Regions from separate parts of the Homo sapiens genome. Here all the other regions are linked to region 1. Evidence: chromatin contacts called from ENCODE Hi-C or POLR2A ChIA-PET data. All regions are on one chromosome and are shown on one strand. Each heading gives the region's core, a stretch centred on a gene start or an enhancer-like site at or near the end of the contact. The rest is flanking DNA. Distances are from core to core; before and after follow the strand shown. Region 1 has its middle 31 kb from the start of LINC00222. Region 2 overlaps ARMC2 (armadillo repeat containing 2). Region 3 overlaps FOXO3 (forkhead box O3). Region 4 overlaps FOXO3 (forkhead box O3).

Region 1 (3,103 bases), core at 169-2,668:
ATATAATTTACATAAAATGTAAAGTACATGAAACGATAGTATATATAATTTACTAATATACGTTAAAGATACTCAGATCTTCCTGGTTATGGTTCACATATATGAAGGGGGGAGAGAGAGGCCTCCTAAACCAGGTGTCCGAATATTACAACATCTAGAAAGACTCTTGAACTTACACTTCATAAAAGATAAAAGGAGTGTTTTTTTAAAGAGCAACTGAGCTACTAATGAGAATTTGGCACTATTTATGTTTTTATGTATAAAGAACCCTAAAGGACATTCGATGGATTCTGGTATCGGTTGCCAGTTCTTCTTCACTTAGGAACTGATGCTACTAACCCTTAGTTGGTGGGGCTAAGAGAACAGTTCTGGCCTAGCTCCTGTCTCCTACAGGTCCTTCAGGAGCAAAATGGGCAAACAAAATGTGGATTATACATAGAGTGCAACACTGGGTTATTCTCCCTCACCCAGCCTACTAGTCTGCCCAGAAAATCCCCATCCTGCTTCTGTTGGATTCTTTCCTGTGTTTCCTTTGCCACTTGCTGAAAGTACAGTACCATTCTAGCATCCCAAGTTTTACTTGCTGATTTCTGTTGAAGACTCTACAGCCCAACTCTGCCTTTCTGATGGGTCTGGAAGGCAGTGTGCCTATTCAGTACATGTGCCTATTCAGGGGAGATGCCTCCCTGGACAGGGTTAGCTTTTCTCTAGGTGCTACAATGCTGGGCAGAGGACCTTAAATCTCCTTTGGTTTGGAGTGACAGAACCATAATCCTTCCTGAGCTCCTTTTTTAAACACTCATACATACACACATGCTTTCATATACATGCACATGTACACACACTCAGACAAAAAAATGCACACACAAATACCTACACCACTCCCTTCTCTGCAACAGGAGTCGGGACTGCTTGGTTACTCTAAATCCAGTATCGTATAGGTGTTGTGTGGCAGATCTGATTTTATAATGGAAGACAATGGGAATAATAGGATTTGCTATTCACGAACACATAGATCTCAAATATCAAAGGACAACTGTATGATACCATTGGAACCATTATAACACAGTAGCCGTCTCCCACTTGCCAAGCTCAAAGCATATAACTTTTCTTTTTCACGTTGGGAGCAGAGGTGATTGAATTATACTCCTCAGTTCTTATCCCATTACCGTGACTGTATGTGAGGTCCCTCTCTAGTTTTACAACTGTGCTTCCTTTTATATTCCCCTTTGTGTCTGATTCCACTTTCATTTCCCTTGCCCCCACCCACAGGCATCTGCTGGAATGGGTTTGATATTTGCCCAATTGTTATTTATCCTGTTGCTTTTCTACTGGGACGGCACGGCAAGAGGATGTTTATCTCTGATTCATTATGCTGATTCATTTTTGTTAAGCAGCCACACAATTTCAGGTATAGTGCTGGAGTGGATCCCACTGTGGAACCTAGCAGCCAAACTGAACTGAACATCTGTTTAATTTAAATGGTGGGTCCTGGGGTGTCAGTTCCATTATTTTGTTTGTATTACAAAACTTGGCTTACAAGATCACACTCTTGTTTAAAAAAAAAAAAAAGTGTCCTTTAAATTGGGAAAATGCTCATCTGTCCTGAATGAGTTAAGAGTGCTTCTGCCTGCAAGCAGAGTGTGCGGTGACTCACTGTCCCATGAAGACGCCTTCCCTTCTACCTTAAGACTGCGTCTGTCCCGCAGAACGCCACGTGCGGGCGTCCCTGGAACCTGGCCCATAGGTGGCAGTCTCCCTTCATCGTTCCCGGACTACGAACCTCCGAAGGGCAGCCTGAGAAAGCAGTTGCTTTTGCTTTTTCTTCGGGTTTCCTAATATTTAATGTTCCCTCCACTCACCTTCCCCCTCCATCCCACAGAGAGTGTAGAGATTGCATCCCTGGAGGCTAGCAAACGACAAAAGAAACTTCGTCTGGAACCAGTCAAAGTCGGGAGACCTGCGTTGTGCCGACTCTCGATGCGATTGTTTTGGAATTTTGCTGAAGCTCTCTTGCAGAATTGCTCTGTAAATGGCAAGAAGAAATGCCTTTCACTATAAACAGAAAATAAAGCTTTCACAAGTTGTCATATTTTTAAAAAGCAATCATGCGGATGCAAGTTTTTATCCCCTCTGTTTAGTCTTGCCTCCCCTCCTTGCCAACACACCCCCACAGAATTTGGGATGAATCTTTGCGAGTGAAGTAAAAGTAGGCATTCTCTCCAACATGTGCCCCTCCCCCAGCCCTTCACAGAGCCTATTCAACAAGATATCGAACAGTCATAGGCAGAGACGAGTGTGCGTGTGCATATGAGTGTGCATGTGTGTGCGCGTGTGTGTGTGCGAGTGTGTGTGTATGCAGAGAATACTAGATGGAGAGTCAAAGGGAAACCAAGAGATCCAGAAAAGGGGCACCACCTTCTCACCTTCCTTCCACCCCACTCCTCCTCACCCAAGGAGGGAAGCCAGGTAGAGCGCTCACCCAGCCCCAGGCCCTTTTGGGCGAGCCTGCCCAGTGGGTTTCTAATCAGCCAACACTTTGGGCCGGCCTCCACTGTTTATGGAGCCAAAGGGACTTTAAATCATTAGCCGGTGTCAAAATGCTTGAGGAATGTGCTTGCCTAGGAAGCCACATGGAGTGGTTCATCAGCATTTGTAAAAACCGCCTTGGCAAAAAGATGTTGAACCCAGCACTGGGGGCGGATTGTGTGTATTTCAGTTGAATTAGCAAACAGAATACCTTTTAAATCTTAGCAACACCTGGTTCTGAAAAGGACACCCACTAAAGAAAGGGCTGCCTTGTCTGTGCTGGAAGAGGCTTTCCCTGGCTCAAGGTGCTTCTCCTCTCCAGATCAGAGACCTCATTAGATGCTTGGTCCCTCTTCCTTCCTAAGATGTGCAGAGGCCCGGGAGATTTTCACCTGGACTTTGGGACACAGCCAACACAGGATGTCCTGAGTTACAGCAAGCATTTCTGAATGGAGGTAGCCATTGGTCAGCCTGCTCTAAAGAAGGCCAAGTTCATGTTCCCCCCAAAGGACTAGACCCCGGGGTAGGTGGGGGTTTAGGGGCAGGGGTGAAGAGGGTGTGGGAGGTGGTGAAG
Region 2 (2,710 bases), core at 171-2,670, 160 kb before region 1:
TGCCCATGGCCAGCCACAGTGAACACATTCCTCCCCGACTCCCACACCCTTCCTCCCGTACCTTAAAATAACTCATGTGCATAATGTTGACTGTGGGGAAGAAACAATATCAAGCTGTCACAGAAAGAATAAACTATGTTCAGCAGACTCCACTTAGGAGGGAACTGCTTCCACTAAGTAAAGGAACACATTTTAGAAAAATTTGTAAGAATGGGTTGAAATGGAAGGGGATGTAAATATACTTAAAATCCGAACTCTCTATTAACCAGAAAATTAATCAAAATACCCTGTTTAAAATATGGTTACAAACTTCTCGTGCCTGAGAGCTGAATCAGGATTTACAATTTGCTTTGTTTATCCAACTTACCACCCTCAAACAAAACTCAAACATTAATTGAGCTTGCAGGTGGCTTGAAGAACAGATAAATTTTAGCAAACTGGAAGACAGACTGTGCACTACTGCAAAAATGCTAACTGACCATAGGGCACTGAAAGTGGGTCAAGAGTTTGCCTACGTGTTTAACTAGATAAAATCGAAGAATCTGAAATGTTGGAGACTCAAAGCCAAGAATCTAAGTAGAAAATCATTTTAAAACCAGAAGAGATTACGCTTGATTCCTCCATCCATCTATCTGTTCTATCAGCAATCATTTATTGAGCACCCACGATATGCCTCTGAATGTCACTCAAAAGTACCAGGCCAATGCTAGAATTTCACTGTGCTAAGTTCTTTTTCAAGCCAGCAGACATAAATCAGGCATTTGGGTTCCGTGCTGAGCGGGGTAAGAGCCAGTTCCACAAGGGCAAAGCCGGCAGGAGCTGGAAAGAATGAACAAGCTAAGGGCGTATTGTACAGCCTGCCCGGTCAGGGGCGCAGACCAAGGCCAAGGCTGAAAAAAGGAGCAAGCTCAGCCAAATGCTCTCAGCACCCGCTGGGAATGTGCCTGCAGAGGGGCTGGGAAGACAGCCATAGGGCGTGCTCCTGTCAGGCAGGAGGCAGAGGACAAGCTGGGAGCCAAGTCGCCCTACAAAGGCACCAGGGGAAGGGGTGGGGGCACCTTCCTAACCAATCCTTGATGGCCCAAAGAGGATAGCGGGGAAGAGAAGGCACCTCTCTGGAATGCTGAAAGGCTGTGGTCACATTCAAGATGAACAGCTAGAAAAATGGAGGTGGTTTTGCTTTCAGCCCACACTGTTCAGACATTCCAGCTCTCATTTCTGATACCACGATGGCTAAGCATTCCAAATCAGTGTTCACTGTGCATACATGGCTGAAGACAGCAGCTTATGCCTATAGAAGTCTAAACAGAATGAGAGAGGTAGGACTTTAAAAGCAGCACAACCAAGAATGAGTCTGGCAGTTCCCAGGGTTTGCAAAGGCTCTGACGACAGTCCTGCTGCATCTGGAAGCTCTGTGGTAAAAGAAACAAGAAATTAACCGTATCTAAACGTGGAGAGAGTTAAATGGTCAATGGACACATGTGATAGGAATGTAGACAAAGGTTGTTCTTTTTGATCATGACCTTTGCAAAATATTGCCAGTCTTTTGAAAGTCTTATTTGAGGCATTTTACCAGATCTCTTGCCTAGTAGATATTTACAGAAGAAATGGGGAAAATCCCTTCATGTTCTTCCAAAAAACAAACCCAAATGTATTTTCCTGAGATGCTAAATGTAGCAACACTGACGTCAGAGGCGCCTCCTGAGGCAGGCTCTGCCTCCCAAAGGCTGATAGCAACCCCACTCCCTCCTTCGTTATTAAGCCCATCTGCTTGCACATTTGTTTTGTACCAAAAGCAGTTTACACCATAAAGCAGACAATATGTGCACATTTCTTAAATGAGATTTGTCATTTAATTGAATTTTGGCCAGCATTTTTAATAGATATTTTACCTAACTCTAAAGTTTAGCTTTCATACGGCATTAAGCCGAACGAGAGGCTGTTTCATCTCAGTTTTTGTGTGTGTGGGAACTGGAGTTACTAGTTGCATCATGGATCTTGGACAAATTAACCACACAGATATGAGCCAAAGAAGTTTCCCTTGCTCTCCCTGCGGAAGTCATTTATGAGAGCTGGGAGGAGTAGATGCCTTTTCATTGAGACTGTTGGTGAGCCAGAAACCCAGGCCATGCACATAACCATCACATACAGATGGAAACGGAGGCCCACTTCACTGAGGGCCATTATGCAAACAGAGGGGGTGTAAAGCGGACCATATTCTAAGTGAACTCATCACTCTCAATTTAACTGTTGCAAACTACAACATTTAGATATGGGTATATACTGAACTGTCTCAAAACACGATATCTGCAGGAATTATTTTAAAGATGAAATTTGGTGCTTGTTTCACTAACAAATGAATCAGCAACTCGCAGCTTGTCTAGCCAACTGAACTGAAGGCACCCTCCCTTGGACAGGCGGCTCTAAGGGTCCTGAGGAGTAGAGCCTGTGCCCATCTCTCCTGAGGGAGCCACTCTGGCCAGTGCTTGAAGCCTCATCAGTGTGATGAGCACCTTTTTCAAACTAGATTTGGTCCCAGGACTTATTTTGACACAAGTCTGGCAGCGAAAATTTGTGGAAAAGACTAATGTACCATCCTGTGTTCTCCAGCTAAGAAATCATTCCTCAGCTGCCTGTGCAAAAGGCAAAGGGCCAGTGGTTCTTACCACTTACTGGGAAGCCTACATTAGCACCTGGTGGGTCTTGTCAA
Region 3 (2,739 bases), core at 217-2,716, 160 kb after region 1:
AAAGAGATACACCCTAAAATTCCAGCAACCACAGGCTTCAAAAGCCTTTGGCTCAGATGCAGGATAAATCTTTGGAAAGCCCAGGGTACAATGTGACCTGGGTGTACAAACTTAGACCTTGCTCACTAGGCAGGTCAAAGAATTTTTCTCTCAGGACATCCCGAAAACATCAAACAGATTCATGAGATGAAATTTCCTTGTCCCTGCAGCCTCAACATGATTTTATGATATTCCTGACACAGTTTATATATACAATTCAGATGCAAAATCTTGGTGGCAACAAGGACTGCTACTTGTCCATTAACTTAATACTTATTTTCGCTGAGAAATACGAATTTCTCAATCATTTCGAAGTCCATTTAACAAACAACTAAGAAAACTTGCAGATTGTTCTGTATTTCTTAGATGAAAGGAGAAAACTCTTATATCAACTGTTCATTAAGAAGGAAATATTAAGAGCAGTTAGCATTATAAGAGGAGGAAGGCTCTTCTTAAGTCCAGTTTATGAATGCATAGCTAAAGACCTGAATTTCCTTCCCTTCCCCTTTATTTTACTAGCTGAGATGAATTACTCCTTGACAGACAGCACAAACTGGTATATACTTCATTTGTTATGACTGTCATTTATACAAAGGGGTGTATTCCTTTGCCTTCCCATGTGGCTTTGTATAGTACAGACATCAAAACATCAAACACCCAGGAGCAAAACGTCTGACAAGGCCTGCCCAAGGAGAAAACAAGCTTTCCCAAAGCTGAAGCCTAGCCTGGGGGCCCTCAATGGGGCTGAGCTAGTGTCTGTTAGTCCTGAGCCTACCACAATGCTTAGGGATGAACCTGGGGGTGGCAAGCTTCTCCACCCAAACTGAAGAGGTGACACATTAAAAAGGAAAGATTTACATGTGCAGGTGGGTTCAGTAAAACCTATCTGCCACAGTATCTTCTACTCACCCACAAAGGATCCTATAACTCCTATCCACTCACCAATGACCCAGAAATCATGAAAAGAGGCCAACTTATAAGCTAATCAGAGTAGGCTCCTGAGACGACTACGGCTCCTGCTGTCTCTGCCCCACCCCTTCCAGATGGCTATCCCTAGCGCATCACCACAGTCCTCCCCAAACCCAGATGCTGGAAACCATCACTAGGTTCTGGCAGGCTTCTGAGGCATGCTGTAGCCCCATGATATGTCCAAGATGAGATGGAAAACAGTGCCACACACTGGAGGTGGACACAGAGGGTCCATCCTTGCTCTCCCACTGTCCTGGACGTGGCCCACCCTCCTGTTGCTTCCACTGAAGCTCAGGAAGGGGAACTCTTCCAGCTTTTTTTTTTTTTTTTTTCTAAAAGGCCCTCTTATGCACAATTCCAGAAGAATCAAGTTTCTGAAGCAATGCCTGAACGAGAGCCACAGCACACGGGAGGCCCGGCTCTCTTGCAGACATCATGCAAAATGAGTCACTGCATCTACGTCTTCTGCTATTGCTGCTGCCACCCTTGCTCAGAGTAAATGAGGAAGACAACTGATTCACATGGGATCCGTGGAAACTGATGTGTAAGATCAGCACAGCAACAGGGAAGGGGGCGTCCAGTAAGAGTTCCTCACACGGGCCCCTTCCCTAGAGGGGCAGAAAGGCTCCTGTCAGGATTTGTGTGGTAGTTGGAGTGGGAGGAGGAAGGAGCAACAACAGAAAGGGGAAGGAAACAGAGATGTTAAAACAAAACAAAACAAATAAAACAAAACAAAAAAACACCAAAAACAATACTGGTGGGGGAAACAAATTCTCAACTCAACCAGATCCTTGCAGTAATTCTCCAAGGGGCAAGGACTCCTTCCTCTCATTTGACCCCAAAAGGAAATGTCTGAACAGATCCCTTCTCTCTCCCTGCCCACCCTGATTCAAGGAGATCTCAGGTACAAAGCAAGATAGAAAGCTTCGCTCTCCTGACCCTCCAGCTCTCCAAGAGGAACTTAAGTCTCAGATATCCCTGCCTTTTTTTTTTTTTTTTTTTTTTTTGAGACAGTCTTGCTCTGTCGCCCAGGCTGGAGTGCAGTGGCATGATTTGGGCTCACTGCAACCTCCACTTCCTGGGTTCAAGCGACTCTCCTGCCTCAGCCTCGCAAGTGGCTGGGATGACAGGCATGCGCCACCACACCCAGCTAATTTTTTTGTATTGTTAGTAGAGATGGGCTTTCATCATATTGGCCAGGCTAGGATGGTCTCAAACGCCTGATCTCAAGTGATCCACCCGCCTTGGCCTCACAAAGTACTGGGATTACTAGGTAAGCCACCACTCCCGGCTGCCCCTGCTTCTGTCTTCCCGACTCTCCATACAAAACTTGCCAGTTACTCCTTAGCTGCCTGAGGCCCACAGCCTCCCCTAATGTCACATGAACATGTCTGCACGAGACCCAAGGCCAAGCTCAAGAGGAATTCTTTCTAGTACATCCCTGTCACTAGGCACTACCTACCTGGCAAAGTACTTATGTGGCCTGACTTCAGGAGAGCTACAGACCTCTCACCTTCAATTTTCTCTCCCACATACTTCTGAAACGGACCATGCCACTGTGAGGCTTCAGGTAGGTTTCTCAGCCCTGGCACTACTGGCATTTTGAGCTGGACACATCTGCTGTGGGCCTCTCCTATGCACTGCAGGATATTTAGCACTGCACACCAGCCTGGGTGACAGAGGAAGACTCTGTCTCAAAAAACAAAACAAAACAAAAAAAAACACTAACAT
Region 4 (3,033 bases), core at 272-2,771, 190 kb after region 1:
CAGTAAGTCAATCATCATAAAATGTGTAACACTCCCCTCCCCACAACAAAATCTGTACAGCCCCAGACCTTTTAAAATTTTGTTTCTGACTCATGTTGTGCGTAACTTTGTTCAAGAGAAAGCTCTAGATTTTTTTTCCCTCCATTTCCCACCAGGGCCCAGCACAGACAGCTGGTTCAGAGCAATGGGTCAGTGCGTGCCAGTGGTTCTTTTTTATGTATCCTGCTTGTGGTTGCCTCAGTTCAGTTTATCACTCAGCAACTGCTTGGTAATCCCCTGTCATCCCCACCCTACAAATGTCCCTATCAGCAGAGCTGGGTAGCAACAAGTCAGCAGAATTCAGCTAATCCATTCCTCCTCTAGGGCTGAGGTGACTCAAGTTGATGAAGAAACTACCAAGGAACAAATTCTACAAAGAACAGAAAGATGCACAGGGATTTTCCCCTCCCCAATTGAGGGAGATGGAAGAGGGGACAGTAGGGAGGAAGAAGGCAAAGATTAAAGCAGAGAGAACCCACAGTGTTGTACATTATTAACTGCATGGGAACTATATCCTTAATGGAAAACACATGACCCACTAAATCACTGGAACCTCAAACTCCGTGAGAGGAATTTTGTTTTTATTAAGTTTTTTCTTGCTTGCTTTAATCTGAATGTTCATCAATTCTAGCTTAGAATTTATGGGTTTAAAAGACACTATTTAACAAATATATATAGCTTCAACAGAGGGAAAAGAATCGCTAATTTTAAAACACCAAAAGCATGAATTCTAATTTTAGTACCTTTTAGTACTACAATAGGTGGCGTGTGATGAACTCTGTGATACATCTCAAGAGTCAGGCAGACCTAAGTGCTTATTACAAATTAGAGGAAACATGAAATAGCTCTGTTTGTTCCTGAAATAGCTCTCTGGCTACCTCACATGCTGCAGCTGGACACAGCCACATACAGGTCTACAGTATGAGTTACCAAAGCCTGCAGACGTCAGTATAAAAAAGTTATTGAAACATATTAAAACATGGAGTACCTAACCCCATGGACTCTGGAGACTGGTAACGCAATGTGTAATGGAATCAAAGTACCCTTTTGCCCTGTATTGACAGCTTAAATTTAGCCAACAGAATCCATAATTTCACATAGTCATTATCCATTTGTTAGGTACAAATACCACAAGGCAGCATGGGGATGTTCTGATCCAATTAAAAAAAAAGCACAATCATTCTGTTTAATAAGAAAGCAATTTCTCTTAAATGAGCATCCTCATAGCTGAAAAGAAAGATGCCTTCCACATTCAGAATCATAAGCAATTTCTTTGTGCTTAAGCCTATTACCCATTCTCAGCCTGGTGTGCTTCTGGATTTAATGGGGACAGAGAAGTTGAAAAGAGTAAATCTCTGGGGTGACACTGTTTCTAATGGCTCAAGGGGACACTCTTAGGTCTGGCTCTCTTTCTCATCTAGCCATGGAAACAACTTATACAACCTCTGAGCTGATGTGTCTCTAACATAGCCCAATGGCATCACCCACATTCTGGCACTTCCCTTTTGGGACAAGTTAAGACACAACTGTATGGCCAAGTTCTGTTCTCACTTAGCTGCTGCCATCTCCAGAGTAAATTTTCTCTCCAGTCCTTTGGGATTTTCTCTGCTTATTGTGGTTCAAGATACCATCCACACTTCAGACTCTAAAGAGTTAGATAAGACTCTAGTTTATTTAGTCCAACAGTTTATTTCCCAAAGTATGTTCTGCTGATAACTGTTTTCTGTTAAAAAAAAGAAAAAAGAAAAAAAAAGCATCCCTTTGAGCTGCAACTGTTTGGGATATGATGGATTAAACAATATAAAACAGGTTTCTTTACTGCAGGACTTATGGGCTTCAGTCTGCTGGTACGCATCCTGAAGTCCCTAAAGGGTGACAGTGTATATTAAGTATTTTCCAGATCCTTTTTTTAAACCACAGATCACTTTTTAAACACAGTGTGTAATTAGGCTAGTGTTCTGGATTCTCCCAAATTGCCTGTAACTTTGCCTATGGACAGGTACACATTTATTTACCTTCCACTTTCCTCTAAATGTTGCTTCTTAGTGACCCATCTCCGATTTCCATTTCCTGCTTAAACTTTCTCATTCCCTTGGCAAACAAATGTTTTCCTTCCCTACTTACAAAACATACTAGAGGAGATGTTCATTCAACAACCCATAACTTTTCAAGTAATCTGGACATTTTCCCCTCTATACCTCTGAGTCCACATTACTACTTTTACTTTGAACTTTTTTTTTTTTTTTTTTTTTTTTCATTTAGGCCATTAACCAGGAGTCCATGGATGGGACTTAGTGGGTCCATAAGCCCCTGAAATCATATCCAAATCACATGCAAAATGTCTTAGGTAACCACATTTTTCTAGAGATCAGGCAACACACATTTCCTCAAACAGGTCCATTATTCCTCAAAAACCACTGGGAAACAATAACAAAAATAGTACTATAAAAATGTTTTCAATGCTAAGGGATAATAGGATGGGGAAGAGAAAGGTAGAAAATAAAGCATTTGACCTTCATGGTAAAATAATGCACACTGACAGGTTATAAGCTTTGGGGGCATTCCTCAAAATAAAGAAACATTTCAGGAAGAAAAAAATATGAATGGAAAGTTTAAACAAAACGGACAAGAAGGAAGCAGTATCTGGGCAGTCTGACAGAATGAAGGGGACCAGGGCCTGCCACCATTAAAATATTTCTTACTGAATCTCAAAATATTCTATACTTGGCCCATTAATGTAAAAAGTCCATTTCTGGCAGAATTATCAAACTCATCACTAACAAGGTAAATTGGCAGCTTGGCATTTGAACACCATCAGGCCCCTCATAACCACGTGCAAACACAGAGGTCACTAATTTCATGTTGTGTGCAAAAAAACTCCCTTAGACAGAAGTGACTTAAAACAGGAGAGGAGATTTTATCCTAAAGTCTTAGGAATGGGAAATGTAGGAAGGCAGATTTTATATGGTTTTTGCTTTCTTTGATCCTTTCTTT

Evidence for each region. A loop is a pair of places that touch in the nucleus more often than their neighbours do. ChIA-PET counts read pairs that join two places held with the same protein, here RNA polymerase II (POLR2A). Pooled maps may share reads with other maps.
Region 2: a pooled map shows a loop between it and region 1 (2.3-fold over the local background). The contact joins two enhancer-like sites. A Hi-C loop is called at or near these places in 1 of 50 pooled maps. POLR2A ChIA-PET finds 5 or more read pairs at or near these places in 2 of 52 experiments (OCI-LY7 and SK-N-SH).
Region 3: a loop to region 1 is called in a map of MCF 10A, with 7 times the contacts of the local background. The contact joins two enhancer-like sites. A Hi-C loop is called at or near these places in 1 of 168 maps with a recorded cell type or tissue (MCF 10A), 1 of 37 single-sample maps with no recorded cell type and 8 of 50 pooled maps. POLR2A ChIA-PET finds 5 or more read pairs at or near these places in 1 of 52 experiments (activated T-cell).
Region 4: a loop to region 1 is called in a pooled map, with 3 times the contacts of the local background. The contact joins two enhancer-like sites. A Hi-C loop is called at or near these places in 1 of 168 maps with a recorded cell type or tissue (Calu3) and 6 of 50 pooled maps. POLR2A ChIA-PET finds 5 or more read pairs at or near these places in 2 of 52 experiments (Caco-2 and PC-9).

Annotation. Positions count from the first base shown.
Region 1 is chr6:108,781,111-108,784,213 of GRCh38, reverse strand. No RefSeq gene overlaps it. Among named protein-coding and RNA genes, the nearest start is that of LINC00222, 31 kb to the right of the region's middle. RefSeq lists an enhancer at 1,799-1,848. Within about 2 kb of position 1,418, at least 22 of the 41 ENCODE cell types and tissues checked have a DNase peak (open chromatin) inside an H3K27ac peak, as active enhancers do.
Region 2 is chr6:108,944,226-108,946,935 of GRCh38, reverse strand. All of the region lies in intron 12 of ARMC2 (armadillo repeat containing 2), which reads right to left. Among named protein-coding and RNA genes, the nearest start is that of ARMC2-AS1, 21 kb to the right of the region's middle. RefSeq lists an enhancer at 1,019-1,575. Within about 2 kb of position 1,420, at least 26 of the 41 ENCODE cell types and tissues checked have a DNase peak (open chromatin) inside an H3K27ac peak, as active enhancers do.
Region 3 is chr6:108,621,533-108,624,271 of GRCh38, reverse strand. All of the region lies in intron 1 of FOXO3 (forkhead box O3), which reads right to left. Among named protein-coding and RNA genes, the nearest start is that of FOXO3, 62 kb to the right of the region's middle. Within about 2 kb of position 1,466, at least 16 of the 41 ENCODE cell types and tissues checked have a DNase peak (open chromatin) inside an H3K27ac peak, as active enhancers do.
Region 4 is chr6:108,595,644-108,598,676 of GRCh38, reverse strand. All of the region lies in intron 1 of FOXO3 (forkhead box O3), which reads right to left. Among named protein-coding and RNA genes, the nearest start is that of FOXO3, 36 kb to the right of the region's middle. Within about 2 kb of position 1,521, at least 6 of the 41 ENCODE cell types and tissues checked have a DNase peak (open chromatin) inside an H3K27ac peak, as active enhancers do.